2 separate regions of the Mus musculus genome follow, and region 2 is linked to region 1. The links are chromatin contacts, found by Hi-C or POLR2A ChIA-PET in ENCODE. All regions are on one chromosome and are shown on one strand. The core of a region is the stretch at or near the end of the contact, and the rest is flanking DNA. Distances in the headings are between cores, read along the strand shown. Region 1 overlaps Aopep (aminopeptidase O). Region 2 overlaps Aopep (aminopeptidase O).

Region 1 (6,940 bases), core at 1,641-4,140:
CACCAGCATGAAGTCAAGAATGACTAACTGTGTGTTAATAAGGTAGTAGAAGGCTATAACACTATAATGACCTTCCATGGAAAGCATGCCAGCTGCCCAGCACAGTTAAGGTGAGATGTGGTGTGTGGGGAAGGAATGAGATCATGGCTCTAGGGCCATGTGTTTGGACTGTGAGCTCCACAGTCAACCTGGGTGTTAGCAGTGTTACAAGGAACTGGCCAGACAAAGACGTCCTCTTTCCTCAGCTGTAAATTGCCCACAAAAAACAGCCTCTGCCTGGTGGAGACTGCAAGGCCAGGACAGTTAAAGGAGGTAAGAGTGGTTCCTGAGGAGGGATGGGAACCGGGATGCTGGTGGTTCCTGAGGGCAGATATGGAAACACCTTCTAGCCCTCTGCTCAGGGTTTTAGTTTTCAACTATTATGCAGTGAGGAAAATCATAAAACAAACAGCCAAAAACAACTGTGATGATTCAGAGAACATGAAACAAACTATGAGAGAAAGAAAGAAAGGAAGAAAGAAAGAAAGAAAGAAAGAAAGAAAGAAAGAAAGAAAGAAAGAAAGAAAGAAAGAGAGAAAGAAAGAGGAAGGAAAGAAGGAAGGAAGGAAGGGAGAAAGAAAGAGAAAAGAAAGAAGGAAGAGAAAGACAAACACATTGGTGAGGGTCAATGCAAGCACTTGCCATGCATTATTGAGGAAATCCTTAATTTACTTTAATTTAAAAAATAAAGAATTTATGAAAGAAAATAAGGAAGAGGATAAGGAGAATGAGGAAAAGGAGGAAGAAGGCAGAAGAAGAAGGGGAGGAGGCTCAAATCTGCTGGGGCTGTTAATGCAGAACAGGGATGGGAGCAGTAGCACTGTGGCAAGCATGGCTTTGCCAGCCTCTCTGCTGTGGAGCCAGGCTGTGAAGGGAGATGTTTTGTTTCAAGGGGAACAGGATTAGGCAGAGAAGACGCTTTTAAAATGACTTTTTTTTTTTTTTAAGAGTCATTTCCCTAGAGTAAGGACCAGGCAAGCAAAAGTCTACTTCACATCAAATCGGACAGTCATTTGAAAATACAAGTACCAAGATGATCCTTATGTGGCTGCTACATCCCTTAATAAGATCAGCACATCTGCAAAGGGTCAAAGAGCAGACCACAGGAGAGCCCTGCACAGATGACAGGCTTCTTTCTCACTGCTGATTCTTTGTTTTCTCTGCAGATGAGTGATCTACAAGCTAGTGTGCGGACCAATATGCTTTGGGTGCTAACAGCAAATACCTCAAGGGAGCCCAGCAGGCTGAATGCTTGTGCCTGAGTTTACACAGTCCAGGGGCCTACAGCTTTTGCTAATTTTGTACCCACAAAAGTGGCTGCCCTTTAGAACTATTAAAAATAATTTGTTATCCTTATAAGGAACATTTCTGATTTTGTTCTTCAATGCCATGCCTTATTAATGTTGAGATAAATCACATGTATTGCTTGCTTACCATTGATACCACTTAAAGAAATTAGATTAGTCTGGACAACATGAAGCCATAATGGGGTAGGCCAAGCTCAGGTTCTGTCTACTGTCTAAAATTGAGTTTGGGTGATGTGCTCTACAATTACCCAAAGGAGGGCACATGGGTAGTCAACTGAGCCTTTAGAATTAGTTCAGCCACTCAACCCCAGCTCAGCACACTCACTGCCTGGTGAGCCTGGAGGTTCAGATATGCCCGCCTGTTTCCAGAACCCTTCACTTCCTACTTTCTTTCCTGGCATTTCATTACACATTTTGCATTTGGGTCTGGCTTGGAATTCAACCCAAATCTGAAAATTAAAACTCTCAAAGTCTCTTTCTTATCAACATCTTCACACACACACACACACACACACACACACACACACACACACACACACACACACAGAGTGAGCCTAAGAGTAAACACGAGCTAAAACATGGGCTCATTAACCATCTCCCTCACCTTTCTCTTAACAGAGTTAAAAAATATTTTCCTTTATGTTGTAGGATTGGCAGTTGGTCTTTTTCCCAGGGTCTGAGTATCCATTTTCACACTTACTCTTGGGAAGGAAAGCCAGCCTGAACATACCACAGCTGATTTTCTACTCATTGAATATCAGAATACTCCTGAAGTAAAAATAAAACTACAAGTCCAAGCATCCAAATAACACCATGTTCTCTTAACCATAAAAATAAAAATCATTTAATTCCCAATGTTTGTATGAGTGTATGTGGTGTACATGAATATATATATATATATATATATATGTATATAGATTCATGTATGTATGTGAGCATACTTGTCTGTGAGAGCATGAGTACATGTGTGCACATGTGGGTAAGCCCAAGGATGACAATAGGAATGTTCACCTCCCCTCATTCAGTGAGGCTGGGTGTGATGCCTGGTGTTAACAATGAATAGGACAGAATCTACAGTCACCTGGGAGATGGGCCTCACTATGAAGACACTCCTTCAGTGGTGGCACCACTCCCTGGGTGGGGTCCTGAACTGCATTATATGGAGAAAGAGAACTAAGAAGGATTCATTCATTGCTCTCTGCTTTTCCTTATGGTTAGGATGTAAGAATCCAAACCCTGCCCTCATCCTTGCATTGAAGCACTTTACAGGCTGAGCTGTCTCCCCAGACTCTTGTCATCTTAAAGTGGTAAACATAGGCATTTAACTTATGTTATTTTTAAATTTCCAAAGAGAGCAAGAGTAGGATGAAAACAATTCCTAGATGTTAAAAAATTAATGAAGACTTGGGAACAAGCGCAGAGCAAAACGTTTAGAAAGGCCACCTGGTCTTCTACTGAGATCTTGATCCTAAGTGGCAAGGGCTTCACAAAAGCTCTGCAGAGTTAGACCGTGAGGCAGGGCTCCTCTTCCCAGCCCCACAGCACTGAGTCTCTGCCAAGTTCTGCCATTTGGTTGCCTCTGCAGCTTCCTCACTTGCTGACCCTACAATGAATCAAGTACTCAGTATTGTATTGTTTAAAATGTTACAAATATTGGCAAAACTTCAAGATCTTTATTTTGGAAAAGTAAATTGAGAAAATCCAGGGCACAGAATACTGCACAGCTAAAGAAAAGGTGCGGAGAAACTCAAAGGTTCCATAACAGAAGGAAACCCAGGACACAGCCCCAAGTACCAAGAGCACAGAGAAAGCTGGGTGTGGTGCATCTTGCTTTTCAAAAAGGAGGGCTGATAATCCTTATAGTTGGCTTACATCTGTATGAACAAACAAAAGACTCATAGAAACGCCTGAGGAGTGGGAGGAATGGAGCAGAAGGGAATGGAGGTGAGAAAACAGGAATGCAGAATAGATTGCACTGAAGTGATTCGCTAACCACAGTCTTTAAGGCTGACCCTTCTGAAAAACTAAGCTTCATTTTGCAAAATTATCTTGATACACTCCCACATAGTCTGAAGGACATGCCAGGCAAAAACTCCATAGACAACACTGCACATCCTTATGAATGAGGTGGTTATCAAGACAGGCTGGAAAGGGCAAACATTCAAAGGAAGGGCTATGTGCAAGAGTGACCCCAACACCCAGAACAGATGTGTCTAGACCCTCTCATTCTGAGCCTTTCACGTTGTAATCAGCAGAGTCAGAACATAAGTTTATTCAAGAACAGTGGTTCTCAACCTGTGGTTTTCGACACATTTGAGGGCCAAATGACCGTTTTACAGGGGTCACATATCAGATATCCTGTATATCAGATATTCACATTATGATTCATAATAGTAGCAAGATTCCAGTTATGAAGTAGCAACAAAAAATAACTTTATAGTTGGGGAGGAAGTCACCACAACCTGAGGAACTTTATTAAAGGGTCACACCATTAGGAAGGTTGAGAACATCTGGTGGGAGAAACAGAACCTCTCTTTCTCTCTCTGTGTGTGTATGTGTCTGTCTGTCTGCCAATTGAGTTCAAAATCCTGCAATGAGAGGGTCCACACTTTTATTATCCATTACTAGATATGGAGAAGGAACTATGACTATGCATTTTGACATGAGCAGCAGCAAGGTCTGGCAGTCTGTTCTGCTGCTTTGCCTCTTCTGGGGAATGACAAGGCAACATGTACAAACACCTCCATTTCAAGCTACAAGCATAGACAGAGGCCCTAGCAGATGGCATGGGCTGTGCTAAGCACACCCGATGAACAGGAAAGTTCTTTAGGGATCATTTGAGGAATCTGGATTCAGTGACTCTTTGCAGCAAGTCTTTTGTGTTGTCCCTGCACTAACTCATCACAATTATTTCTATTTGTTCCCAAAAGCTATTATTTCAGAACACTGTTGACATTCTGGGTTGGGAGGAACCACAGGGCTGGTGATTCACCCTAATAAGCCACAAATCTTATAGTATTTAACAAACGAAACTATCAAATGTCTCTATGCTTACTGGAGCAGAGAGCTGAATTCTCTGAGAGCCTGTTCCGGAATATTTGTGATCTTACGTGTTTCCCTACAGCGGTGTAGAGAGCGAAGGGCTGGGCAGCAGCTCATAGATGACAGGCAAAGTTAAGAGCTGGTCTGGCCCTGGTCTGAGTCCAGAGTGGGCTCTTCCCATCAAGTCAGAAGGCATCCCTCTGTGTACAGGGTAGATAGTGTGCTTGGCTACCTGGGCCTTTGCATTGCTGATTTCATCTGCAAGTGGCCTACAGGTCTACCCCCCCTTAGCTCAAATAACCAACTCATCAGTAGGATCCCCCTGTCCTGCACTTAAGAGACCATGTGTTACGCTTATTCTCCTCACCCTAACTTCCTAGAAGGAGCAAGTATGGCTGCCAGAACAAGGGAGACTCCAGTTTCAGAGTGCCAAAGTCCAGACAGATACAACAGCCATCTCCCCAGACCTCGAAGAACAGGTCAGAGCAAGTCCTGAAAGGTCTCCCCAGATGATCACTTAGGTGTCCACCTCTAGGGGATTGCCTTCCCACCTAGTGCTACCAGAACAGACACAAGGTTCAAAGTGTTTAGGTCCTAAAGAAATAGAAGCAGTCATTAATAGTCTCCCAACCAAAAAAAGCCCAGGACCAGATGGGTTCAGTGCACAGTTCTATCAGACCTTCAAAGAAGACCTAATTCCAACTCTCCTCAAACTATTCCACAAAATAGAAACAGAAGGTACTCTACCCAATTCATTCTATGAAGCCACAATTACTCTGATACCTAAACCACACAAAGATTCAAGGAAGAAAGAGAACTTCAGACTAATTTCCCTTATGAATATTGATGCAAAAATACTCAATAAAATCCTCACAAACCGAATCCAAGAACACATCAAAACGATCTTCCATCATGATCAAGTAGGCTTCATCCCAGGGATGCAGGGATGGTTTAATATACGGAAATCTATGAACATAATCCACTGTATAAACAAACTCAAAGACAAAAATCACATGATCATCTCGTTCGATGCTGGGAAAGCATTTGACAAAATCCAACACCCCTTCATGATAAAAGTCATGGAAAGCTCAGGAATTCAAGGCCCATACCTAAACATAATAAAAGCAATCTACAGCAAACCAGTAGCCAACATCAAACTAAATGGAGAGGAACTGGAAGCAATCCCACTAAAATCAGGGACTAGAGAAAGCTGCCCACTTTCTCCCTACCTATTCAATATAGTACTTGAAGTCCTAGCTAGAGCAATTCGATAATAAAAGGAGATCAAGTGGATACAAATTGGAAAGGAAGAAGTCAAAATATCACTGTTTGCAGATGATATGATAGTATATATAAGTGACCCTAAAAATTTCACCAGAGAACTCCTAAACCTGATAAACAGCTTCAGTGAGGTAGCTGGATATAAAATTAACTCAAACAAATCAGTGGCCTTTCTCTACAGAAAGGATAAACAGGCTGAGAAAGAAATTAGGGAGACAACACCCTTCACAATAGTCACAAATAATATAAAATACCTTGGTGTGACCCTAACTAAGGAAGTGAAAGATCTGTATGATAAGAACTTCAAGTCTCTGAAGAAAGAAATTGAAGAAGATCTCAGAAAATGGAAAGATCTTCCGTGCTCATGGATTGGCAGGATTAATATAGTCAAACTGGCTATCCTGCCGAAAGCAATCTACAGATGCAATCCCCATCAAAATTCCAACTCAATTCTTCACTGACTTAGAAAGGGCAATTTGCAAATTAATCTGGAGATATGGATTAGTGGTTAAGAGCACTGATTGCTCTTCTTAAGGTCCTGAGTTCAAATCCTAGCAACCACATGGAAAATAAAACAAGCTAAAGAAGGGAAAAGTGGTCAATCAACCTCATATTACCAGGTGGTGGTGGCACACACCTTTAATCCCAGCACTTGGGAGGCAGGTGGATTTCTGAGTTCGAGGTCAGCCTGGTCTACAAAGTACGTTCCAGGACAGCCAGGGCTATACTGAGAAACCCTGTCTCGAAAAACAAACAGACAAACAAACAAACAAACAAATAACAAACAAACAAACAAAAACAACAACAAAAAATTCATCTGGAATAACAAAAGTCCTAGGATAGCAAAAACTCTTCTCAACAATAAAAAACCTCTGGTGGAATCACCATGCCTGACCTCAAGCTGTACTACAGAGCAACTGTGATAACAGGTAGATCAATTGAATAGAATTGAAGAACCAGAAATGAACCCACACACCTATGGTCACTTGATCTTTGACAAGGGAGCTAAAAACCATCCAGTGGAAAAAAGACAGCATTTTCAACAAATGGTGCCGGCACAACTGGCAGCTATCATGTAGATGAATGAGAATTGATCCATTCTTATCTCCTTGTACAAAGCTCAAGTCTAAGTGGATCAAAGAACTCCACATAAAACCAGAGACAATGAAATTTATAGAGGAGAAAGTAGGGAAAAGCCTCGAAGATATGGGAACAGGGGAAAAAATTCCTAAACAGAACAGAAATGGCTTGTGCTGTAAGATCAAGAATCA
Region 2 (7,123 bases), core at 2,407-4,906, 140 kb before region 1:
GCTTAGGTCCAGTCAGACCTCTATAAAGCTGGCCCTGTAAAGGACTCCATCTTCCTGTGCTCTAGGCATGACCTCTTACCATGTAGATCTGCTGAGATGATATCCACCCCTATGGGGGGGGGGCATCAAGAGAAAAAGCCCTGTAAATCCACTGCTGTGCTGACTGGGACCTGGCTATTTCTTCCCTCAGTTTTACTTCTCTCTGGTACCAATGTCAGGAATGGTCAGACAAAGGCACCTTGTTTCTTGTCATCCTTCTCATGGCATGGAGTTTTGGGGTCCTCCTTAGCCAGAACAGGAACCTCAGGGACAGTTTGCTGGATATTACCTAAGCTCCTTGCCCATCTTCCTGCCAAGTTCTGCCATTCTGTTTTGGAAGCTGCCTTAACTCCATTTTGAGCAGGAGAGGTCTGAATAAATAAAAGTATTGGGTTTTACTTTCTTTCCACTTTAATTTGCATTTCTCCTTGGTGAGCTGGAAAATGTCATGTTTCCAGCATTTCTCTCCATTAATACAATACTTGGAAGTTACATATGAATGCTAAAGCCATATGGTTATGTTCATTATGAAGTTCAAAGAAAATATTAGGAAACAACAACAGTAAAGATAATACCACATATGTACCACAGAGGTGTCTTAAGAATGTTGACCATGGGGCTAGAGACAAGTCAGTGCTTAAGAGCACTGGCTGCTCTTCCAGAGGTTCTGAGTTCAATTCCCAGCACCCACATGGCTGTTTATGACCATCTACAAAGGGATCTGATGCCCTCTTCTGGCATGCAGGTGTACATGCAGCTGAGCACTCATCCATTCAAGAAGGAGGAAGAGGAGGAGGAGGAGGAGGAAAAGAAGGAAGGAAGGAAGGAAAGAGAGAGAAGAGAAGAGAAGAGGAGAGGAGAGGAGAGGAGAGGAGAGGAGAGGAGAGGAGAGGAGAGGAGAGGAGAGGAGAGAAGAGGAGAGAAGAGAAGAGAAGAGAAGAGAAGAGAAGAGAAGAGAAGAGAAGAGAAGAGAAGAGAAGAGAAGAGAAGAGGCGAGGAGAAAATGTTGACCAGTTTAATGATATCAAGGCCAGAGGAAAGGTGTTCTGAAGTGCCAGCTATCAGAGATCTCAAGAACCTTGCAACTGGTAGAAAACCAGAACAGCTCACTATCAACAGAAGCAGTTTACACAGCACTGGACACTTAAGCTGCTCTGCCTATGCCGCTTGGGGTCACTGCTTAAGAATGGAGACAATGGGTCTTAGGTAATTTCAGTGCCTTTATCACTTCATATAGCCTGGCCCTTAAGTTCTGAATGGAACATCCACTGTGACCATGTCCCTTTAAAAATCTTGTTTATTATATGGATATGATTAATCCCAGGTCAAATTACAGACCACAAAATGTAACCCAACCCCATAACATCTGCTATAAGAGACATTATCATATATTCTTCACCATAAGTATGGCTGTAGTTTGTGTGTGTGTGTGTGTGTGTATGAATGTGTGTGTGCAGATGTGCATGCATGTGTGCACGTCAACATAAAGGCAATAGGTCAATCCTGGGCGCTGTCCCTTGAGAACTATTCACTTTAGTTTCTGAAACAGGGTCTCTCATTGGGCTGAAGCTTGACAAGGTGGCCACAGTCTGGCTGCCTTGCCTCCCCCGGTCTTTGTTATACCTGTTCTGTGGATCAAATTCAGGTCATCACACTTGCATGGCAGGCATTTTATTGAGTGTGTCATCTCCCCAGCCCCTGACTGTAATTCTTCATGTCACCTTGACATTTACTCATAGACACTATAACCTTAAAGGGTCATCATAGGTGAAATACTAAATCACATACAGGGGCTTTCCATCTGCAGTTCCTACCTCTAAATCCTCTTTGAGAATCACCGTGTATGTGTCTCACAATGTGTGTGTGTGTGTGTGTGTGTGTGTGTGTGTGTATGTGTGTAAGAGAGAGAGAGAGAGAGAGAGAGAGAGAGAGAGAGAGTATAAATACGGGTATGTGTGTATGTGTCAGTGTGGGTATGTGGTGTGGTGTGGTGTGGTGTGGTGTGGTGTGGTGTGGTGTGGTGTGGTGTGAGGGGATGTGTTGATATGAGGTGAGTGTTGGGGTAGGGGTGTTACAAATCTCACCATTTGGGGCCCTCTATGATTTATGCCTCACAGTCATCTTAATGTCCTCTTTTTCAGTAATTTCAATGTGCTAACAGTGCTGAGAAACACTAATTTGGGTGTTTTTAATGATGTCCTATATGTAACAGCTACCAAAAAAAAATTATAGATATTTGGGAGGCATCTAACTTTGAAGGCCAATGACACAGAGGGTGTTGTGTTCTATGACAGCAAGTTCCCATGGGTGGAAAGAAGGGAGACATGATGATGAAGAGGATGGACTGTTGGGCTGACACAGGGAGCATTTCCCATCACTTCTATTTAGGAATAAACTAAGGACATGAATAAACAAGCCTACAAAAAGACTTAAACAATATAAGATTTCAATGGCCCTCCCATGAAGAAGCAAGGAATACTTTTGAGATTCATGGTTAATACAATTCTGGGTCTTGCACAAAGACCTTGACACGTGTCTTTGGGGGGAGGGGGAGGGGGAGGGGGGGTGCTGGTTTAATGCTGGCCTAGAGCACTGTCTACAGAAGGTATCACTTCCCATGGTCTGATTACAGATCTAGCCTAGAATCAGGGAGGAGGCCTATTCCAGTGGAAAAGACCCGTTGCTATGTACAAAGGGATTGCTTCATTCAAGAGTAGCCATGCTGGCTGACTTCCTTAAGTTGTGGGTAGCCTGCTCAAGCCAAATGGGTTCCCTTGATTAGAAAACACACACACACACACACCCTCATGCATGCATGTTGGGAGAATTAATGACAAACATCTCCCCAAAGGCACAAACACACATATATTGTCTGATGGTATTTTACTAGCTGGAAAGCCAGCAGCACATGTGGATACTTTCCCTTCATTTCATGGGGTGGGATTTGGCATGGCATGGTATGGTGTGCAGAAGTGTGTGCATGCGTCTGTGCCGCTGCCCCATGTGCCAAGGTGTGCAGAAGTGTGTGTGCACGAGTGGATGTGCCACTGTCCCATGTGCCTGTGAAGGAAGGGCTGTGTAAGAAGTCTATGACCCCAGAAAATCTATTCTTTTATAAAATTTCCCACTCAGAAGAGATTGTTGGTCATCAGGCCTTTAAAAGGAACTTAAATAAGTTGCAATTTACAAACAGAAGACTGTGCCTGAATCATCTCTATTAACAAGCATTATAAAAATCTCTCCCTCATACACACAGAGGAAAGTACAGTCTACCACTGTGAAGGGTTGCTAACTCTAATACAAATAATTATGATAGAAAGCCAGTTTCCAGGGTGTTTGTTCACTGAACAGTTAGCTCCGTAGAAGGAGGTGCCCTGGGAAAACAAGAAGAAGGGCCTGTGCTGATTGGTTATTAATCCATTTCTTCTTCCTGGGACGTTCCTCCAGTCATGGATTAAATCAATGTTTAATGCTCCCCAGGCCCAGCTGTGTCCATATTAGGAAAGCCAGAGCTCACATCTCTCCAGGGTAAAAAGGACCTGCCCTTCCTTGCTCTGCTTCCACCCACCGTGTGTGGAGGGGGAGTGTGGGTGCTGGGGAATGTGAACTTGATCCCACACTGATCAGCCAAGCAGCACACCCTCATTGTTCTTTAGATACCAAACATAGCTTCTCTCTAGAAGGGATCAACCCAGTCACTCGACACACAGCATAGCTTTTGTGCTCAGCAGTCAGACAAGCAAAAGCTCTACAGGACATTAAAGCTTTGCATCATGGATACCCCTAAGAGATCAGGTGCAAGAGACAATTTATACTTCTACGTTATACCTCAGACGATAAGACTAACAGGCTCCTAGGACCCTCCCACTTCTCTGAGTTGCCCACAGAATCCAAGGCCTCATACATACTAGGTGAATAAGTGGTCAACAAGCTCCACATTGTCCAGACTGCATTCCTAGTTATGAGTTTTAACCTATTATACAACTGCTGCGGTTTGTTTTAGCTTTGCTTATCTTCTTTGCCTTGCTGTCTGAGGTTCAAGGTCATCAGAAAACGGGCTAGTGCAGCCAGCTAGCTGTCACTGTTTTCTGTGATATCCTGTGAATCTGGCCTCACTGTCTTGGGTCAACGGCCAGGTGTAATGGGGAAGGTGCCCCTGAGAACTGAGACCAAGGTACCCTCTCTCGGCTTCTCAAACACTCATGCCACACAACCTCCCTGAGCCTGTGAGAGTCACACACTTTATTGAGGGTGAAGTGAGACGATGCATGAAGCAAGCACAAGGGTAATCTTTAATTCCTCCACAGTCTCCACCCCCACCTTTTTCCTGCAGACAAAAGCCTATCTGGTAGTTTGAACCAAAGTAAACTTTCAAAGGTCTCACAAATAACTGGGTTGTGACATCATAATAGAAAAGCCTGTTCTGACAACCACAGGAACTCAGTGTCCTTGGATGGAGCCTGGAGAGATGTGGCCCATCTGAGCTACTACAAACAAGCACCTGCCCCTTCCATTGACAAGTGGAAGACAAGAGGAAGCAGGTCCCTGTTATTATGAAGTAGAATCAATAATTCTATTAGTAGCCCCTTCTCATACAAAACAATAGGCTATCTCTTGTTACAGGAATAAGGAAAACAAAGCAAGACCTGGTGGTCACACCTGTAATCTCAGCATTTGTAACATGGAGTCAAGAGGATCAAGAGTCCAAGGCCACCCTAGGATGCATGGTAATACTGTGTCAAAACAAACAAAGAAACTGACCATACAGTGGCATGTTGACACTCCTCTGAATGTATCAGCACAATTAAGTCTCAGTTGTGGAAATGTTGCAAACCCAAAGCACTAATTAACAGGGGCTTCCAAGTTAGATGGACTCATTAGTTGCCTCATCTATAAAATGGGTGCAACAATGTTGATCTTACAGACTTCTGAGTAGACATACATCAGTATCATGTGTGATGCTCCTAACAGAGTCTCTCCCATATAACAGCCGCTTTCATCTTGAATTTTCTAATATTTAAAATGGGACAGAGGAAAGAATTAAATTACATTAAAAACAATTACAGTTCTTAGGGCTGGAAAAGAAGGCTCGATGGGTAAAACCCTTTGTTAAAAGCATGAGGACCTGAATGTGGATCTCATAAACTCATTAACAGGACAGAACAAAACAAGAACACCCCCCCAAAAAGAAAACAAACCCTAAAAACTAAAAAAAAAAAAAAAAAATAGAAAAAAACATAAAACAACCAAGCCATGATCCCAGAACTGGGAGGCCAAGACAGGAAAACTGCAGGGGCTTGCTAGGCAGCCAGTCTAATAACCAGTGAACTCTAGGGTTAGTGAGACACTCCAACTCAAAAATCAATGGAGGGGACAGAAAGAAAGTTCTGCAGGCAGAATGTTTTCTGCTTGTCCAGGGGATCCAAGTGTGGACTGCAGCACCCATACTCAGAGGCTCCCAACCTCCTGGAACTCCTGCTCTAGGGGATCAGATATACACTCTGACCTTTTTGCATGTATATATATACACACATATATATATGGCATTCATGCACACAAACAAATGCTTTTTTAAAAGTCTTTTAAAAGTGACAGAGAAAGAAAAACTCACACACTAGAGATTTAAAAACTACATTCAGATAGTTAAACAACTTACATATTCTTGTGTTTGCCATAGTTTCTTAAAGGATTTATGTAAAACTCCAAAACTCAGGCAAATATCTCTAACTACGAAACCAGTGACCAAAACCCCCCACAGAAACCAAACTAAGACAACAACTACAAAAGACCACCACCACCACCTCAACAACAAAACATACTTTGAGAAGGGGGCACCAAGAACTCTGGAGAATAATAAACCTCATAGTAACTTTATAACAAGCACAAGCACAGAGCCTTGAGGGGAAGCACATGTGTGCTTGGTGGCTCAGAGCAGGCCTGAAAGCACCTCGAGGAAAGGACACAGGGAAGGAAAAGAGATGAAGCTTTTGTCTGAGAGGCAGCAGCCAGACATCCCAGGAAATAGGAAGCCAGGTTGAAGGGATTGTCGCTGTTGCTGGTGACTCCCAGTCACTTACTTCCCCGGAGTCCTGGTCCTGAGCTCCGTATATTGAGTTTTGCTGTACTCCTTTATGGTTTTATGGCAACAAAGCTGTTGAAATTCAAGAATTTAGTTGTGATGCTTTGAGGCATGAGTGATGTCATGCTGTAAAGTTGAGGCTGATAACAACCAGGGTGCCCCTAGCACACTAAAAACTATCTTACCTGTGTTCCCTCAGTGTGCTTTGTAATTTCCATTGGCCTACAAAGGGAAATATTTTTAGCATGTAGCACACTCTGTAACAAATATATAGATGCACTAAAAATATAATTGTAGGAAACTGTTTGGGTTTGATCATCCCAACCTCAACTATGCTCAGCTTTCTTGACCTAAGGCTGAGTGTGGCAGTTTCTCACAAACATGGCTGCAGGGCTGGCACAGTGGACTCTGCTTAAACTAAAAGCCAGATCAAAGGAGGCCTCTTCTGGAGGACTTGGTGCTCCACACAGCAACCTCACTGGGCCTCCTCCTCAAGAACATTTAGGTAATAGATATAAAGGATCATTTTGCTTTTATATCTCTCGATGAAGAGAGAAACTGAACCTGTAGTGTTTTCTGATCTATAGAAATTTTGAGACTAACAAGCCTGGTATAGTTTTCTTATCTCTTGCTGGTTAGACAGGTTAGTATCTGAGACCAGCACCTTTCTTCCTTAGTCATTGGCACACAGTACACAGGCCCTGTAACCTGATGGTCATCTGGGGTTTCTCCCAGTGGGGGAGAAAGGCGAGTAGAAACAGCATTTCTTGACACAGTTTATAGAACATCATGCGGGAAGGTAGGTAACATCCCCCAAACCGCCATACTGGGTCTCAGATCTAGCATAGCTCAGATCCCAAGGAGAGAAAGGCACTTCTCTTAGAGGTGACCAGGCATGCCTATGATGCAAAAACCAGTGAGATGACACAGGTTCTGCTCTTCACTCAGGGTACAGAAGCAGTGAGGCGTCAAACAAGGAAAGGGCTCCACTCAGCGTCACACAGC

What was found. Hi-C counts contacts between places; a loop is a spot of excess contacts on that map. ChIA-PET counts read pairs that join two places held with the same protein, here RNA polymerase II (POLR2A).
Region 2: POLR2A ChIA-PET joins it to region 1 with 19 read pairs in Patski. The contact joins two enhancer-like sites. A Hi-C loop is called at or near these places in 2 of 37 maps with a recorded cell type or tissue (heart and left cerebral cortex). POLR2A ChIA-PET finds 5 or more read pairs at or near these places in 1 of 5 experiments (Patski).

The regions. Positions count from the first base shown.
Region 1 is chr13:63,085,674-63,092,613 of GRCm38, reverse strand. All of the region lies in intron 5 of Aopep (aminopeptidase O), which reads right to left. Gm46422 (a long non-coding RNA gene) reads left to right here. Exons shown (of 3, transcript XR_001780981.2): 2 at 1-312; 3 at 1,206-4,819. Among named protein-coding and RNA genes, the nearest start is that of Gm46422, 5.6 kb to the left of the region's middle. Within about 2 kb of position 2,890, at least 1 of the 3 ENCODE cell types and tissues checked has a DNase peak (open chromatin) inside an H3K27ac peak, as active enhancers do.
Region 2 is chr13:63,228,369-63,235,491 of GRCm38, reverse strand. All of the region lies in intron 11 of Aopep (aminopeptidase O), which reads right to left. Among named protein-coding and RNA genes, the nearest start is that of Gm16907, 65 kb to the left of the region's middle. Within about 2 kb of position 3,656, at least 1 of the 3 ENCODE cell types and tissues checked has a DNase peak (open chromatin) inside an H3K27ac peak, as active enhancers do.